Linked DNA regions of Homo sapiens: region 1 is linked to region 2. Evidence: chromatin loops called from intact Hi-C (ENCODE). Cell type or tissue: endothelial cell of umbilical vein. All regions are shown on one strand. Each heading gives the region's core, and the rest is flanking DNA. Links, peaks and the distances in the headings are about the cores only. Region 1 overlaps LOC105373949 (a long non-coding RNA gene). Region 2 overlaps COPS8-DT (COPS8 divergent transcript).

Region 1 (5,377 bases), core at 178-5,177, 250 kb after region 2:
TCAACAGATATTCATACACAAATATTCATAGCGGCAGCACGCACAATGGCTAAAACACGGAAGCAACCCAAATGCCCCTCAGTGGATGGCTGGATAAACAAAATGTGGTCTGGCCCGGCGCGGTGGCTCACGCCTGTAATCCCAGCACTTTGGGAGAGCAAGGCAGGCAGATCACGTCAGGAGATTGAGACCATCCTGGCTAACACGGTGAAACCCCGTCTCTACTAAAAATACAAAAAATTAGCCAGGCGTAGTGGCGGGCGCCTGTAGTCCCAGCTACTCGGGAGGCTGAGGCAGGAAAATGGCGTGAACCTGGGAGGCGGAGCTTGCAGTGAGCGGAGATCCCGCCACCGCACTCCAGCCTGGGCGACAGAGCGAGACTCCGTCACAAAACAACAACAACAACAACAATAAAATGTGGTCTATCCATACAATGGAATATCATTCAGCCTTTAAAAAGAAGAAGAGGCTGATACATGCTCTGACATGGATGAACCTTGAAGACGTGCTAAGTAAAATAAGCCAGACACAGAAAGCAAATACTGTATGATTCCACTTATAGGAGGTCCCTAGAGCAGTCAAAGTGATAGAGACAGAAAATAGAGACAGAAAGTAGGATGGTGGTTACTAGGGGAGGGAGAGGGGAGTAGGAAGTTAGCGTTTAGTGCGGACAGAGTGTCAGTTGGGGGAGATGAAAAACTTCTTGAGATGTTGACGAAAATTGCACAAAAATGTGAATGTACTTACTACTGAAATGTACTCTTAAAACGATTAGGATGATACATTTCATATGTATTTTAGCACAATTAAACATTTTTAAAATAAAATAAATTCCTTAAAAACATCCAATAAATTTTCAGCTTCTTCCCTTTGCCTCATATTATCCTTTCAATCAAGGCACAGACCTCTGGGTAAATATAAGAAGGCCTTCTTAGGGGCAGGCAGCTTTGGGGCCCATTTGGACTTCACAGTAATTCCTAAAAAAGAAGATGTGTGTAAGGTCACAGACCAGCTTCTGCATGAATGGAGGCAGACACCAGCAGCTCATTTAGGCATGACATGTTTTCCACTCATAATTTTTAAAGGTGCTCTTAAGCCAAGCTTCTTAAAACCTGGCCCCTTATAGTTACCTCCAGCAGCTTGAGTGGATGAAGTGACTTCCCACTCTACGGAAGAACATTTCCAGTCTCGGACTGCTGTGAGCATAAACCCTTCCATGACTAGAGGGACAGCCAGCAGGTCCAGGAGCAAAGTGTCCCTGTGTGTTAGTGACCTGGATCCTTCTTACCTGGGACTTGCTCCATCGAGGTCTCAGGGGTGTCACGAGGACAAGCACTGGCCTTTCTCACAGAGGTGGGCTTTGGGGATGGCCAGATGACGGTTGAGCAATAACAAAATGGAACAAGGATGCATTCGTGTCTGGGTCACAAGTCAGGATCTCAGTCCCTGTAAATCACTCCCCTGGCCAAGGACACTTGGTGGCCGTCACTGCATACAGCAGCCCTCCGATGGCCCAAGGCTGCCCTGAAGAAGGAGTCCGTGTTCAACACGGCCACAGCAGTGCAGACGTGTGTGGGGTCGTCAGTTCCCCTGGCTTGGCTGGCTCATCCTTCAGATGTAGAGAGGCACCACAGTGGTTTGTTGGTTTCACATCCACCAAAGAAACACATTTTACTTCTCAGAGAAAAGAGATGTTAAACTTCTCCAATTTGGGCAAGCTGCCAGTGACTGCTAGGAGCAGAGACCCTTCCAGAACACCTCACCTTAGCAGGTCCTGCTGAGGAGGAGAAGAAAGGAAAGGTGGGGAAGCACTCCTTTGTAACTTTATTTTGGTCTCATTTAAATGTGTTAAAATGAACATGCATTACTTCAGAAAATAAAAAAAGAAATGCACACATCCCCCAAAGGTGAAAACAACTGGTGCTGGTTACAGACGCTGGGTGTGAGCTGCCCCTGGGGCACATTAACGTATATTCACTATCAGGGAACAGGCCGGGGTGAATTTGAATATCAGATTTCATGTGAACAGATGTTAAAACCAATGAAATAATATTTGTCCTGGCAACGCTGCCCAGGATAAACATGATTACTGATTTAAAAAAAAAAAAAAAAACAAAAAAAAACAGTATCAGAGCAGATGAACACATACCGGGTCTACTGAAGTTGAAAAACAGCTTATTGTGAGGCTCGCCTGAGTCAGAAGCTTCTCCTCAATGTCAATAAAAGAAGACAAAGTCAAAAATCTCTTTGCTCCTTGCGGGAATCTAGAAAGAAATATGCCAAGAGACACCGGGCATGACTCATGGTTTTCTTATGATTCCCACAAGGAAAAACCAAAAGCATAGAGCTCAGTCCATGACAAATCCCAGGAGAGGTGACCTGGCAGAGTGGTTCCAGTGGGGCAGACACAGGGTTTAACCAGAGGCCTGTGTTTCTAGAGCCAGTGGCTGGTGGATGATGGAGAGACAGGTCTCAGGGGAAGAGTAGACCACGATACTTAAAAGGTTCAGCTGTAGTTTGCACACTTTTCTGGGGAGAGAACTTTGGGGTCTACTAGCCAGAGAATAATAGAATTTGGTGGGAATAACAGCTTCTCACCAGAGGCTTTTTGTGAATGTCTAATTCACATCTGCAAGGTCTGGATCTCAGTAGAACGTTTTCAGAGGTTTGAGTGCCACGCAGCTACACTTGCCCTTATGAGGCAAAGGGAATGGAGGCCACAGGCCATCGCCCTACTCTGGTTACGTAGTCTCTCACGCTCACCACACTTCAAAATCCTTGATAAAGATAGTAAAACAATTAACCTTTATCCTGTGCCATAGGCAAAAGCTGCTGCCAACGAAGCACCCCCTAGTCTTATGAAAACTGCTCCATCGAAGGTGGATACCTTGCCATGCAGCCCACCTTAGTGGTCACAACCCCGGCCTGGACCCAGCTCCGGCTTCCCACTGTGGGGATAACCACGCACACAGCCCTGGTTCACAGCAGGCTTCCAGGAGCCCACTCAGATGGGAACCTTGGAAAATGCCTACGAAGGATTCCAAATGAACATCATTCCAAAGGTTCAAATAAATTCCATAACGTGTCTATGAAATGTCTTTGAAATGGGTTAGTGCCTATGAAATAGACAAAAATAATACCTCTTAAAGTACAAAAGGATCATAAAGTGTTTGCAATTCTTTTGTAAAATGTCAGGGATTATTCCCACATTTGCTCACTTTCTTCTCTATAGTTATCTTCTCAATCACTGGGAGCAAAGGCATGAAACATCTTTGTCTGAAGATCTCTAATTTTACTCACTGTAGTTAGAAGTATAATGATTTTGTTTGTTGGTTTTGTGTTGCAGTGTTCTTTGAGGAAGAGTAATATAACCGTTTTTCTTTAACTTTTGTCAAGAGCCCTTAGGATGTTAGAAACCCTCAGAACTTAAAAAAAAAAAAAAAAAAAAATCCCTGCCTGAGAGTCTGTAAGTTGCTACAGCTGTTGTTTCTAAAAATGCCTGTAACCCTCGTTTTCCAGAAAAGGAAAGTATAATACACATTTTTAACCAGTAACTCTCATAAAATATCTACTATGTTAACAGGATTTCACTAGATTATTAAAAATACACAAAAAAGCAACTATTTCCACATCTTAAATGCTCAAATAAATTATGACCTATCTGCACAGTGGGAGTTGTTAAAATACAGCTATTAAAATTATGTTTTCAGAGAATTTTTAATATTGGAAAAATGCTCACTATATGACGTCAAGAGAAAGTAAGCCGGATATTAAGCCCTATACACAAACTTCATTGTCCTGATGAAAAATTGGCTCATTTTAATGTAGTTACAATGTATGGAACACTCATTATATGCCAGGTTAACAGGCAAAACTCAGCTTAGTTTACCTCATTTGTTCTTTTCAAACTTTCTACAGGTAGATACTATCCCCATTTTATATGAGAACACTGAGGCTCAGAGAGGTCAAATAATCTGCTGTCAGCACTCTTGCCTGGTAAAAGTGGCATTTGCAGCCCAAGTCCCAGCTCTAACCCTCCATATTCAAACGTGCGGTTCCAGGACCCGAGCATCAGCACCAGACCCTGCCCCACTCGCACCTTCTGAATCAGAGCCTGAATTTTCTCAAGATCCCCAGATGATGCATATGTTCCTTCAGCTTTGAGAAATGGCTCTAAACCATGCTATAAAGAATAAAACCTCCGAGAAAATGCATTGGAATGTTAACAGTGATTAACTGTGATTTTACAAGTGATTTTCATTTTCTTTTTTACATGTTTTTATATTTCCTAAATGATTTCCATGAGCAAATATTTCATCTACAATAAGAAAAGTGTTGAAGTGAACATTCCATCTTCTTCATTTGTTGATACAATAGAACGTAGATCTACAACATCATAAATTGCAAAAAAATAAATTTGAACCAATTCTCCCCCCTCTGCCCCTTATCACCCCCACTCCACCCCTCACCACCCCCATCACCAAAGTCCAGATTTATGAAACGCAACCACGGATATTCATGTAACCAGGGGCGGGTGCGCTTACCTGGAGCTGTCTCTCCCCCAGGGTGGCTGCAGAGGCTGTGGCTGCACCTGGGGTGACGAAGGGAAGACTTCACCACATTCATCAGTTGGTTCAGGGGCTGGGCAAGTGAGTGGATTCAAGGATGGCATGCAATCCATGCAGACGGATGCTGGATTCTTGGGAGATGACAGTGCTGTCACAGCCTGATATCAGAAGCCTGTCCATCCGCAGCTGGCAACATGGCCCCCACATGCCTTCCACCCGCGCATGGGCCCATCCTGACATCGCGCTGCATGAGAGGCTTCGTGATGACAACACTGAGCACAGTGAAAAAGACCAGGCCAATGGCAGGCAGCTGTGCCGCTGCTTTTCCCCTCCAGCCATTGCCACGTCATCAAAGCAGCTCAAAAAGCACCAGGCCTCTTAAATGCTTTCTAAAGGGCCATTGCTGTGGTTGCAGACTTATCTCTGACTTGGTCCCCTGAAAGTGTTCTCCTTCATACTAAGCCTCTTGTCAAGTCCTGACACTTTAACTAGCATTGAATGGCCTGTGGGCTTCTCTGTCCCCAGGAAGGGAGCTCTGCCCAAGTGGCCATCTCCAGGAGCAAGCGTACGCGGTGCTGTCCACCCCAGGCCCCAGCCCCCACAGCATCCCATTCCCCACCCCTTTTATCCCCATGATATTGAAGGACAGGTTCCAGCCCCCCAGCCACAGCTGGTTCCCCAGGAGGTGGACACTTGGCCCAAGCCAGGCCAGCAAACCTCTCAGAATTTTTTCAGTTTGGATCTAAGAGATCCCAAGCCTCGTCAGCGTTAAGAGCTTTACAGTTAAAAAGGCCAGGAGGCAGCCTGAC
Region 2 (5,377 bases), core at 253-5,252:
CAGGGTGTGGGCTGGCCTTCTCTGTGGCCTAGGGTGAGGGCTGGCCTTCTCTGTGGGCCCAGGGTGTGGGCTGGCCTTCTCTGTGGCCTAGGGTGAGGGCTGGCCTTCTCTGTGGGCCCAGGGTGTGGGCTGGCCTTCTCTGTGGCCTAGGGTGAGGGCTGGCCTTCTCTGTGGGCCCAGGGTGTGGGCTGGCCTTCTCTGTGGCCTAGGGTGAGGGCTGGCCTTCTCTGTGGGCCCAGGGTGTGGGCTGGCCTTCTCTGTGGCCTAGGGTGAGGGCTGGCCTTCTCTGTGGGCCCAGGGTGAGGGCTGGCCTTCTCTTCGGGCCTGGGACCCTGCCCAGCTCCTGCAGCCACTTCCCTGGGAGCCCCGCTTGGGGCCATGGGCTGCTGCCAGGCCTCCATCACCTCGAAGCGGACCTTGAAGAAAGCACTGAGCCAGCCCAGCCCTGCTTCTTGGGTGTCTGACTGCCCCTGGGGAGCCCTGCGGCAACAACCTCCTGGCTGGGTACCTGGCACTACCTGCTCCACTGAGGGGTCAGCCACTCCGGACCCTGAGCCTCGTGCCCTCCTGCACCGGCTTGAGTTTGGGATTGCTGTATTGTTTTGACCAGGACAGCCCCCCAAAGGGCCCTCCCTGGACTGGCCCAGATGGGGACCTGAGTGTCCCCACGCCTTTTCAGCACATCCCAAATGCCACTTTGTTTTCCTCCATGCTGAAGGCTGGCATGCCTCCTTTTCCTGGGTTTCAAGATACCTGATGAAGTCTTCAGAAAACTTGGTTATTGAATAGCATGTCTACTTCTTAGATGTTATTACCTTTTTGACCACCTGTGACATACTTTTACCTGATAATGGCTAGTCTAAATTCTGCACCTTAAACTATGGACTCTGGGCTCACCATGCACCCCGCGCCCCCCAGCTCCCTCCCTCACCCTCAAATCCCCTAGGTCCTCTCAGGGCCTCCTGTTCTCCCAGCCTTTCCTGTTCCCTCCTCCCTCCCAGCACATCCCAGCGCCCCTGCCTCCATTAACCCCAGGCCCTGCCTATATAAGAAATACCTGTTTAAAAAACAGCTTTATTGAGCTGTTTTTAAAATTAATATACAAACCTGCACTTATTTAATGTACACAGTTCGAGGAGTTTGATATGTTCATATCCATTGAGACCATCACCACAATCAAGATAATAAATGTACCTATTGCCTCCACAAATTTCTTTGTGTCTCCCCATTTTTTACTGTGTTAAGAGCACTAAGCATGTGATCTATTCTCTTAACACATTTTTAAGTGCACAAAGGAGATATAACCTTAAACCAGGGGCTTACATCTTGGCTCGGGTCCCGTAGGATGGAATTACCTTATGCCAAAGTCTACTGTAAAACTTTACCATGAGAAGCGGACACAGTTGGCTTTCAGAAGAAGAGCTTTAGCAAGCTTTCAGAGCATTGGGGTGCTTCACATTGGGGTGCAAGGACTCATTAGACCATGCACCACTGTGTCATTTTAACAGGCCTTTGTAAAATAACTTTTGCTCTGAGTTTTGAAGCAGCAAATGACTTTTAATCACATTGGAGAATTACGAAACAATCAAAATTGGTGCCTGAGCCATTTAAGCATCCATTGGCACAAGTGGTATTTACTAAGCATCTCTGGGCTGCCAGGCAGTGGGAAGTGCAAGGGACAAGGTGTTGTTCCTATGCTGTCGAGGGACTCACATTTTCCTAGGGGAGAGACCCAGGTAGACAAGGAAGCAAGGCTTTAACCGGAGTGTCAACAAAATGCCATGAGGGCCCAGAGGATGGGTGAGCGCTGGAGCTTGGCTTGGACAGGGAGGAGGGTTTACTTCAGGGAAAGGAGTGGGGTGGGGTGAAGTGGGGGTGAGACCGATGTTACAAGGCGTCGCCATGGCCTTCCTTCAAAGGCTGCAGAAACGGGCGTAGAACTCTGTGATATACAGCTGAAATTTGCCACGTATCTGCTTTGTCCTTGAGTCTGTTCAGAAGATCAGGGTTTCGGCCAGGCACGGCGGCTCACGCCTATAATCCCAGCAGTTTGGGATGCAGAAGTGGGCAGATCACTTGAGGCCAGGAGTTCAAGACCAGCCTGGCCAACACAGTGAAACCCCATCTCTACCAAAAATACACAAATTAGCCAGATGTGGTGGTGCACACCTATAATCCCAGCTACTCAAGAGGCTAAGGCAGGAAAATCACTTGAACCCAGGAGGCAGGAGTTGCAGTGAGCCAAGATCATGTGACTGCACTCCATCCTGGGCAACAGAGTGAGACTCCATCTCAAAAAAAAAAAAAAAAGAGCCAGGTTCTTAAGGGCTTCTTAGTCTGAGGTACAGGGAATACTGACTGTCATAAAACTCCACAAATTATATGTAGAAGTTTTCATGCATGTACATTTTCCTGGAGATTCCATACTTCAGTTTTTAAGGAGTGTGTGTCCCTAAAAGCACATAACTATTGTATCTGTGCAAGGCTGCTCCCCTCTGCCTGGGAAGCCATCTGTGGTGGTGCTGGTTGTCCCTGGACTGCTACCCAGAGACCCGGGCCTTGTTTGACCTTGGGAATGTTAAATCCCCATGCACCATTTTGTCCAAACAGCTCCCATTCTAGGCACCTAGAAAATATTGGTTGAAATGAACTGAATGCTTATCTAAGTTGTATTTTCATTTCTTCAACATACCCTGTATGACCAGTAAGAGCATCTTTACCCAACTCAATAACTGCCCCACTGGCATAAACGAGAAGGCGGGAGGCCTCCATGTGAAACCAGCAGGAAGTCTCCATGTTCCTGGTTGAGGTGCACCTCCCAACTCAACTAGAAAATGAACTTTTCTGGTAATCTTTGGGGAGTGACTAGTTCCCTCACACCTCACCAATAATGGAAAGCTGGAAAAGACTCATTGGAATAGACGCTTCCAAAAGACATCAGCAGAGTTTCTGAAAAGGCAGTAAAAGGGAAAGAAACAAAGAAATGAACATTGTTGATTACAAGGAAATTATTCTTGACATTTCACATAGCATAAAAAAAGAGGACCGTGCACAATAAATTAAACAATCTTCAGGCTCCCATTGCAAAGGGTCACTTTCAAATAACTTTCATTCCAGCTGTGTGTCTTTGGGCGAGTTCGTTAAATCTTCTTTTGGCCTCAACTTTCCCATCTTTGAGAGGTCAAGTCTCACATGGCTATGGTGAAAATCAAATGAGGTGAAGGATGTTGAAAGGACTTAGTAAAAGATCCAGTCTACACAAATCGGAGCTTCCATGGCCGTCATTAATACTGACCATCTTTGATAACTTTGCTGCAACCTATCTTGAAATCACTTGAGATGATAGTACTGCCTTCATGTCACCCACCGGCCACCAGGTGGACTCAGCTGCCCTGGCTTGGTGGCTGCATATCCAATTTCTCACTGCTTCCTAAGTGTCCTCCCGTCTCTAAGCCGCACCTTCAGAAGGGGAGAATGACTTTCCTGTAGAGGAAGACTGTTCCTCAGTCAGGTGGTCAGATGCAGTCCCCTTACCCTGTAACCTCTCTCCTCCCCTGTGTTTCAGGGCTCACTCATGGAGCTCATGGAAGTGGGCAGATGGCAGGTAGGGTAGAGGTTGGGGGTCGGGAGCTTTCCTCCTTCCCTAGGGCTCTGGCACAACTTCTCCTGTTCACCCCTTTCATGGAAGAGACATTTCCCCTGAAGTTCTACCCTTGAGTCTCCTGTCTCTTAACTCATGGTCTCCTGGGCAGTCTCATCTACTCTGTGACTCCGGCTCTTGCCCCCTAGGCCACTCTAAATGCCACCTCCTAATGTGCCCAGGGCTCCGAGGGAGTGCACGGTGCACAGCGGCCTCTCAGCAAATACCCCTGAAATGAATGCACCCTGGGCTTCCCATGCCTCCTTCTTGTCCCTGGACACACTGCACTCCCCCATGAGCTCCCTCAGATCCTTCCTCCCTTCCTTGCCCTCCCCAACTCCATGTTTCCCACCAGGGTTAACTCTGTCCTTGCCAAGCCCGATCCTGTGGGCCGTCACTCCATCCTCTTTCATGTTCCTCCCTTCAGTTTCTTTTTCCTCTGGTGACTTCTCGGCACCGATACTCTGCTCATCCATTCCTGGGCCCCCTGCTCTCGGGCCGCTCGGCACTTCTGGTAGACACAGCCCACCTGGTCTCCATTCCCAATGAGGCCATCTGCGGCTGCTCAGTATCTCCCATACCCTGTTCATCTCTCTCCTCCAAATGACCTGGCCTCCTGGCCTCCTTCTTAGTAAGTTAATGAAATTTCTCTCGCCACTCTTCCCTTCTTCCTTTGGGAACAGAGCGTGCATCTCCTTCTTCACTCAGGTGAGTCCCTCTGTCTGGCTCTGAATTCCATCCAATAGATCCAGGCTCTGGGGCTCCCAGTCATCCCCTCCTCCCGGTGTCTGTTGCTTCTTCTGTCACTGCCTCCTTCCCTTCAGCCTGTCCACCTGCTCTGTGGTTTCAGGTATTTGCACACACACCACAGCCAAAGGCACACACCTTTCTGGGACCCGGTTTAGTGTCAGGAAACCACCTTATCTCTTTGTGCTGCTTTCCATTGATTCAATGCATGTAAAGTGTTTAGAATAGATGATGGATATTAGTGAGCGACCATCATCATCATTGTAATTTTTGTAGCAAACATTCTTAAATGTTTGTCCAAGTTCACCACCTCCATTTCCTCCTCCTCCAAAAGCCCCTGAAATCTCAGAAGCCACAGCCTAGCTTTGATTCTGCCACACCCTGAAGGTATTCTGACTAAGATAATCACTGGCATCCCAGTCACCAAATCTAAAGGAGGATTTTGGCCCTCGTCATACTCTACCTCCCCATCAGCTTCAGATCCAGCTGGAGCCTCTCTCTTTTTTCCCTGAAATGCTCTCCACCTTCCTCAGATTGGGCAGCCCGTACCCACAGCTGACCCCACCCCCAAGCACAGCTGAGGCTCCTCCTCATCTCTCTGACCTTGAAAGTCAAGGTAATCCTTGGTCATCGTTGGAGTCATCAGGGCTCAGTCCTCTGAGCCCCTCTCTTTTCTGTCCTCACTCACCCCTACGGGACCTCATGCTGTTTCCTGGCTTTAGATATCATCTATATCCTGACCACTGGCAAATATACTCGCTGGCCCTGGCCTTCCCCTTGAATTCCAGACTGGTGCACCTGAGCTTCTCCTTGACATCTGCTGCTCTCGGACATTCAGTGGGCATCTGAAGCTCACCATGTTTGAATCAGACTTCTGATGTTTCCACCAAACCTGTTCTTCACATCTGTCTCCAATTTCAGTGAATTCTTCCAATTGCTTAAGTTTGGAGCGAACGTTCATTCCTCTCTACTTCTTACACCCCACATGAA

What was found. Hi-C counts contacts between places; a loop is a spot of excess contacts. Peaks named below come from ENCODE experiments on the same cell type or tissue, not always from the same donor. Only the 100,000 strongest peaks of a DNase experiment are listed, where the experiment ranks them.
Region 1: it touches region 2 in a loop (7-fold over the local background); 7 of 110 quality-filtered maps call a loop at or near these places.

The regions. Positions count from the first base shown.
Region 1 is chr2:236,773,797-236,779,173 of GRCh38, reverse strand. It overlaps LOC105373949 (a long non-coding RNA gene), which reads right to left. Exons shown (of 5, transcript XR_924026.3): 2 at 4,545-4,840; 3 at 2,150-2,264; 4 at 1,289-1,774. Among named protein-coding and RNA genes, the nearest start is that of ACKR3, 210 kb to the right of the region's middle. RefSeq lists enhancers at 4,276-4,776, 4,777-5,277. In endothelial cell of umbilical vein, for the core only: no CTCF peak of the experiment used is centred there; a DNase peak (open chromatin) is centred at 2,163; H3K27ac peaks cover 1,437 bases.
Region 2 is chr2:237,025,623-237,030,999 of GRCh38, reverse strand. All of the region lies in intron 1 of COPS8-DT (COPS8 divergent transcript), which reads left to right. Among named protein-coding and RNA genes, the nearest start is that of COPS8-DT, 58 kb to the left of the region's middle. In endothelial cell of umbilical vein, for the core only: a CTCF peak has its summit at 3,368 (motif pointing right); a DNase peak (open chromatin) is centred at 3,409.